3 separate regions of the Homo sapiens genome follow, and all the other regions are linked to region 3. A link is a loop called in an ENCODE intact Hi-C map of the cell type or tissue named here. Cell type or tissue: lower leg skin. All regions are shown on one strand.

Region 1 (2,500 bases), 60 kb before region 3:
AGTTTAAACAGAATATCAAGGTAACTTTCAACTGCAGACACTATTTCCTATTGTTGAGAAACTCAATGACAAAATAATCTCAAGGGGTAAACTGTGACTTAAATTGGACAGTTCTCAACCATAAATTATATTTAAAGTTCTCAAATACAAAAGAGTTAACTGTAGGCACATATGTGTTGGGGGAGGGGGTAGTTTTTGGGACCGGTGGCAATAGAGCAAGAAAAGTTCTGATGATGCGTCGTTATCATCGCTTATATTCCCAAAAGAGAATTTTTTTTTCTCATTTGTCTTTATAGAAGAAGAGTGCTCGGCGTATTTTTCAGGAAATTGCTCAAGAACTATACCATAAGAGACATGTGGAAACAAATCAGCAATCTGTAAGTGTAAAATGTCAAAAAAAAATGTAAATACAGATATAAAGCACGTTTGAAAAAACTAAGCTGCCAAGGAGCTGTCAAGAACCATGTTTTCCTTCAGAAGAGTCTGAAAGAGAACTTTCACAAGAATGTATTTTTATATAGAACCTGTTTTAATAAATACATAACAAAAGACATCTGATACAATATTAAATAGCCCCAGGCTGGCATCTTAGTGACATGGAAACTTTCAGAAACACATTAGACACGAGCAATGTTTTCAATACAGACAATGATGCTTTAAAAGGATAGATTAAAAGCTACTCTGTACAGTATCCTGCATGCAGTGGTAGGCGTTCAGTAGATACTGCAAATGTTTGTGGGTCAAATTATGAAAAAAAATTACTTGTTACTTATAAGGCAAAAATAAATTCACATTAGAAAAGATGCAGCTAATGATATTAAAAAACAAGTATTTCTCCAGTGTCTGGAGTTGAACTGAAAAGAATACATGTATATCTATAATACATCCTGAAAGTATTCCTTTAAAGTCTTATATAAACAGGTTCTTCAAACAAAATATTATCTTAATGCCAATAGAACAGATACTTTGTTTCCATGATGCATGATGAGATAGCTCAAATAAGCTAAAATGTATACAAAATAAGGTTAATTTATTTTTATTTATTTTTTAAAATTTATGGAATGCTTCACAAATTTGCATGTCATCTTTGTGTAGGGGCCATGCTAATCTTCTCTGTATCATTCCAATTTTAGTGTAAGTGCTGCCAAAGCGAGCACAAAATAAGCTGAACTGATAAACTAGTAAAGATATTTTCCTCTTAAACAGCAGCCAAGAGGGCAAATGCATCAGGAGACTGAAATAAGGCGATTTTTTTAAGTCCAACTTTTACTTTAATTGTTTTCTTTTTAAAAAAATATGGAACGCTTCACGAACTTGTGTGTCATCCTTGCCCAGGGGCCATGCTAATCTTCTCTATATTGTTCCAATTTTAGTGTATGTGCTGCCAAAGCAAGCGCTAAAAATCTAACTTTCACAAAGGATTTTTGCCAAGGAAAGAATATTGTCTAAGTAGTCGTTTCATCCTACAGTGTATATATGAATACATAAAGATAGGTGGTCTAATTACTAAGATGCCATGCTGAGTAATTACAAATCATTTTTCTTTCTGAGGCTGGGACATGTTTTCAACAACAAGGCCGAGGTATGTGGCCTGAAAGCAGTCTTAGAAGTGAGAATTGTAAAGCTCCCAGCCACGATTTTGACAGTAGCATCCAAACAAAAAAAAAAAGTATTTTTCAGTTCCCACATCCTACTCTAAATACGGATGGGGAAAACGGTAATCTGGCCTTTAAGATTACCATATGGACACTTAGGACCCAGAATCCAAGATGGCCCAGTGGTTTGCATGTTCCTTGGCAGTTGGCTTCATTGGTTACATAACCTTAAACATGGCTTTCTATTTATTTATTATTGCAGGAGAAAGATAACAACACTTATGAAAACAGAAGAGTACTTTCCAACTATGAAAGGCCATAGAAACGTTTTAATTTTCAATGAAGTCACTGAAAATCCAACTCCAGGAGCTATGGCAGTGTTAATGAACATATATCATCAGGTCTTAAAAAAAAATAAAGGTAAACTGAAAAGACAACTGGCTACAAAGAAGGATGTCAGAATGTAAGGAAACTATAACTAATAGTCATTACCAAAATACTAAAACCCAACAAAATGCAACTGAAAAATACCTTCCAAATTTGCCAAGAAAAAAAATTCTATTTTAAACTTGTATCCTGAGTCTGTTTCATTCAACATGAGATGTGTGATGACTGCCATCCTGAAGATCTGAAGCCAAACCATGTGCCTCAGTCTTGAGTGGAAGAATCACCTTTATGGTTTGTGGAAATCATGGCACAATTAAAATAAGTTGGGAGGGACAACGTGACAAAATTTGAGTTAGAGACATTCATTTTGAAAAGCACCTTAGTAAAGTTATTTCCTCTGATGTTGTAATGGGGCAGTGGGGTAACGCACATTTGCCTGCCAGGGTATGCAAAGTAACTTACATCATGCTATCAGCAAAATGAGAATAATATAGTGGCTAGAGTAAGACCATAAAAGC
Region 2 (2,500 bases), 130 kb before region 3:
GAATAAAAAAGAGTTTAAAACTCCAGCTGACCTTCTCATGGGCCAAGTATTTGGCAGACAAGATGATGACCTGGCTCTTGGCCCAACCTGAGACCTGGTTGAGGGTGGAGATGGCTCCGTGCACAGCCTCGGGGGAGAGGGATTCCAGTTGGCTGTAGGTCAAACCTACAACTGCATCCGACAAAGAACCCAGGGTCTCATTGAGGGTCTGGTTCTCCATGGCAATGTCCAGGAGTTCTGCTTTGAGCTGGAAGGAGAGCAAACTGGAATGAGTGTTGACAGGAAGCAGGGCGGTGGCTCCCTCTGACCATATCCAGGGCTATTAGGACTCCACAGCACCTCCCTTGACCCTGTTCCATCAAAGCTTTTGGGCTCAGAAACGATGAAGGAAAGGGACTCCTGCCATGCCCAGACAGTGAGACACCACACGGAGGACACCTCTTCTGGCCTTAGCTTTCATGTGCCAAAAATTCCCTTTGTACTTCATTTAAATATTAATTTGTTATTAAATCAACCTTAATCCATGTCAGAAAGAAATGTTCCTTTTATAACTACACCACACTCTTATAGCATCTGTTGTCCTCTGGTGACCTTGAACTCTATATCCATATATACAGGCTGTTTTCCTTTCATTAAATAGCCAGGGGCCTTTTCACGATAATTTATAATCTGTGTAAAAATAACTTTTTTTTTTTTCTTAAGACAGAGTTTTGCTCTTGTCACCCAGGCTGGAGTATAATGGTGTGGTCTTGGCTCACTGCAACACTGCAACCTCCACCTTCCGGGTTCAAGCGATTCTCCTGCCTCAGTCTTCTGAGTAGCTGGGATTACAGGCACCCACCACCACACTAATGTTTGTATTTTTAGTAGAGACAGGGTTTCACCATGTTGGCCAGGCTGGTCTCAAACTCCTGACCTAATGTAATCCACATGCCTCAGCCTCCCAAAGTGCTGGGATTAGAGGCATGAGCCACCACATCCAGCCAAAAATAACTCTTCACAGTACAAGAAAGTAAAAGTCTCCTGAACATCCTACCACATAAAAATAACCATGATTAGCAATTGGGTGTATATGCTTCCAAGATTTCTTATACCTTTATAAATATAGAGACACTACATAGTTTTTACAGAGTTGTAATATGAACAGAAGCACAATTTACTCTTCTTAAAATTATCTCTTGCACCTCTTTGCACATTTCTATGATCATTTTAATAATTATTTTATTGCAATATGCCTGCCTAATGATAGTAAAGTGTGCGTTACAGCTGCTTTCGGTAAGGAATGTGATAAAGTCACCTACTATACAATGAGCTCTGTAACAAAAAACAAGAATGGTTCATATTTTAACACCCGAATTTACGTAATAACGTAGTCATTTCAGGCAGGTGCACAAAACGGGTTTCTGGCAATATTGAAATAGCCACTGGGGGGCAGCAGAGTGAAGTAGAAGAAACAACTGTCAAAGCGCCTGGGTTCTCTAAGTTCGGCAACTGCCTTACCTAGAAATCAGTTTCCACATCTGTAAAACGAAGGGGTGGACTACAGTGGCAGCTCCCAAAGTGTGGAGCACACCCAGCGGCATCTGCAACACCTGGGAACTTGTTAGAAACGCAGATTGCCAGGCTGCTCCCGGACCTCCTGAATCAGAGACTGGGTGGGGCTCCGAAATCCAGGGATCCCCAGACTCCGGGTCACAGATGGGGACCACCGGGACCCTGGCCTGTTAGGAACCAGCCACAGCAGGAGGTGAGCAGCAGGCCAGTGAGCATTACCGCCTGAGCTCTGCCTCCTGCCAGATCAGAAGCGGCATTAGATTCTCCTAAGAGCAAACCCTATTGTGCACTGTGCATGCAAGGGACCTAGTCTGTGCGCTCTTTATGAGAATCTAATGCCTGATGATCTGTCACTGTCTCTCATCACCCCCAGATGGGACCGTCTAGTTGCAGGAAAACAAGCTCAGAGCTCCCACTGATTTCACATTATGGTGAGTTCTATAGTTATTTCATTATATATTACAATGTAATAATAGAAATAAAGTGCACAGACCGGGCGTGGTGGCTCACGCCTGTAGTCCCAGTACTTTAAGAGGCCATGGCAGGCGGATCACGAGGTTAAGAGAATGAGATCATCCTGGCCACATGGTGAAACCCCGTCTCTACTACAAATACAATAAATAGCTGGGCGTGGTGGCGTGCACCTGTAGTCCCAGCTACTCAGGAGGCTGAGGCAGAGAATTGCTTGAACCTGGGAGGCAGAGGTTGCAGTGAGCCAAGATCGTGCTACCGCACTCCAGCCTGGCAACAGAGCGACACTCCATCAAGAAAGGAGAGGAGAGGGGAAGGGGAAAGGGATGGGGGGGGGAGGGGGAGGGAGGGAGGGAAGGAGGAAAGAAAGAAAGAGAGAGAGTGAGAAAGAGAAGAAAGAAAGGAAGGAAGGAGGGAAGAAAGAAAGAGAGAGACAGAAAGAGAAAGAAAGAGAAAGAAAGAAAGAAAGAAAGAA
Region 3 (2,500 bases):
AGAGACGCGGTTTCTCCATGTTGGTCAGGCTGGTCTCGAACTCCCGACCTCGGGTGATCCGCCCACCTTGGCCTCCCAAAGTGCTGGGATTACAGGCGTGAGTCACCATGCCCAGCAAGTGTTAGTGTATTCTATGTGCGGCCCAAGACAATTCTTCTTGTGCCCAGCCGCCTTAGTGGTTTTTTTGGTTTGGTTTCGTTTGGTTTGGTTTGAAATGCAGTTTAGCTCTTGTCACCCAGGCTGGAGTACAGTGGCACAATCTCGGTTCACTGCAACGTCTGCCTCCTGGGTTCAAGTGATTCTCCTGCCTCAGCCTCCCAAGTAGCTGGGATTACAGGCGCTCGCGACCATACCCAGCTAATTTTTGTATTTTTAGTAGAGACGGGATTTCACCATGTTGGCCAGCGCATTAGTGTTTTTCAAAACAGGCCTCAGATCACTAGCGTCAGGATCACCTGTGGTGCTGGTTAAAATGCAGCTTCCTTGGCTATCCCAGGTATACTGATTCAGAATCTTCAGCAAAAGTAATATGTAATTTATATAATTAAAAAGTACTTAAACGTCTTTTTTTTAATTTTTTATATATTTATTTTTTGAGACGGAGTCTAGCTCTGTCGCCCAGGCTGGAGTGCAGTGGCGCAATCTCGGCTCACTACAAGTTCCGCCTCCCAGGTTCACGCCATTCTCCTGCCTCAGCCTCCCGAGTAGCTGGGACTACAGGCCCCCGCTGCCACGCCCGGCTAATTTTTTTGTATTTTTGGTAGAGACGGGGTTTCACCGTGCTAGCCAGGATGGTCTCGATCTCCTGACCTCGTGATCCACCCACCTCAGCCTCCCAAAGTGCTGGGATTACAGGCGTGAGCCACCGCGCCTGGCCTTAAACGTCTTAAAATTATTTTTAATGAGATATTTATTTATTTATTTAGAGACAGAGTCTCACTCTGTTGCCAGGCTGGAGTGCAGTGGCGCAATCTCAGCTCACTGCAACCTCCACCTCCCGGGTTCAAGCGATTCTCCTGCGTCAGCCTCCAGAGTAGCTGGGCATGCACCACCACGCCCAGCTAATTTTTGTATTTTTTAGTAGAGACGGGGTTTCACCATGTTGGCCAGGATGGTCTTGATCTCTTGAACTCGTGGTCTGCTCACCTCAGCCTCCCAAAAATAATTATTTTTAAATAATATGTTGAGATAACCTAAAAGAAAGTCACATTTCATATTAATTTTTCATATATGTCTGGACTCTCTATTCTGTTCCATTTGTTTTTGTTAGTTAGTTAGTTTGTTTGTTTGTTTTTGAGACGGAGACTCGCTCTGTCACCCAGGCTGGAGTGCAGTGGCACGATCTCGGCTCACTGCAACCTCTGCCTCGCAGGTTCAAGCTGTTCTCCTGCCTCAGCCTCCCTAGTAGCTGGGACTACAGGCATGCGCCACCAGGCCTGGCTAATTTTTGTATTTTGAGTAGAGACAGGGTTTCACCGTGTTGGCCAGGCTGATCTCAAATGGGAATACAGGCGTGAGCCACCACGCCCGGCCATAAGTTTTTGTTTCTCTTGGGAAAAAAGCTAGCAGTGGGATTTCTGGATCATATGTCAGCTGTATATTTAACTTTAAAAGAAACTGCCAAACTGTTTTTTAAAGTAGATGTATCATTTTAATTCCTACCAAGAATGTATGAGAGTTCTGGATGCTCCACATCCTTTGTCAGCACTTGGTATTCAGTTTTTATTTTAGCTATTCTAATTGTTATGTACGGGTGACTCATTAGGGCTTTAATTTACATTTTCCTAATGACCAATAATGTTGAGCATCTTTTCATGGACTTACTTTCCATTTGTATATCTTCTTTGGTGAAGTGTCTGTTCAAATCTTTGCCCATTTTTATTTTGTTTTTTCAAGTCATCCATGGAATACAAACTGTATTAGTTGGGTCTCACACTGCTATGAAGAAATACCCGAGACTGGGTCACTTATAAAGGAAAAAGTTTAATTGACTCACAGTTCCACATTGCTGGGGAGGCCTTAGGAAACTTACAATCATGGCAGAAGGCAAAGGAGAAGTAGGCACCTTCTTCACAGGGCAGCAGGATGGAGTGAGTGCAAGCACAGGGAATGCCAGATGGTTATAAAACCAGCGGATCTCCTGAGACTCACTCACTATCATGAGAACCGTATAGGGGAAACTGTCCTCATGATCCAAATACCTCCACCTAGTCTGCCCTTGACACATGGGGATTATGGGGATTACAATTCAAGATGAGATTTGGGTAGGGAAACAAAGCCTAATTACAAACTTTGCCTTTATTTTTATTATTATTATTTTTTTGACTAGATCTTCCTCTGTCACCCAGGCTGGAGTTCTGTGACATGATCATCATAGCTCACTGCAACCTTGAACTCCTGGGCTCAGGTAGTCCTCCCACTTCAGCGTCCTGAGTCACTGGGATTACAGGTGTATGCCACAATACCTAGCTAATTGTTAATTTTTTGTAGAGATGATGTC

The links. Peaks named below come from ENCODE experiments on the same cell type or tissue, not always from the same donor. Only the 100,000 strongest peaks of a DNase experiment are listed, where the experiment ranks them.
Region 1: a loop joins it to region 3, with 4 times the contacts of the local background. A loop is called at or near these places in 81 of 110 quality-filtered maps.
Region 2: it touches region 3 in a loop (8-fold over the local background); 82 of 110 quality-filtered maps call a loop at or near these places.

Annotation. Positions count from the first base shown.
Region 1 is chr16:21,640,951-21,643,450 of GRCh38, reverse strand. All of the region lies in intron 4 of METTL9 (methyltransferase 9, His-X-His N1(pi)-histidine), which reads right to left. IGSF6 (immunoglobulin superfamily member 6) reads left to right here. Exons shown (of 6, transcript NM_005849.4): 5 at 297-377; 6 at 1,858-2,500. The coding sequence ends at 1,917. It also overlaps the pseudogene RNU6-1005P and the pseudogene RNU6-196P. Among named protein-coding and RNA genes, the nearest start is that of IGSF6, 10 kb to the left of the region's middle. In lower leg skin, no CTCF peak of the experiment used is centred here; no DNase peak of the experiment used is centred here.
Region 2 is chr16:21,707,635-21,710,134 of GRCh38, reverse strand. OTOA (otoancorin) reads right to left here. Exons shown (of 29, transcript NM_144672.4): 13 at 32-247. Among named protein-coding and RNA genes, the nearest start is that of OTOA, 45 kb to the right of the region's middle. In lower leg skin, no CTCF peak of the experiment used is centred here; a DNase peak (open chromatin) is centred at 1,424.
Region 3 is chr16:21,581,007-21,583,506 of GRCh38, reverse strand. No RefSeq gene overlaps it. Among named protein-coding and RNA genes, the nearest start is that of METTL9, 17 kb to the left of the region's middle. In lower leg skin, no CTCF peak of the experiment used is centred here; no DNase peak of the experiment used is centred here.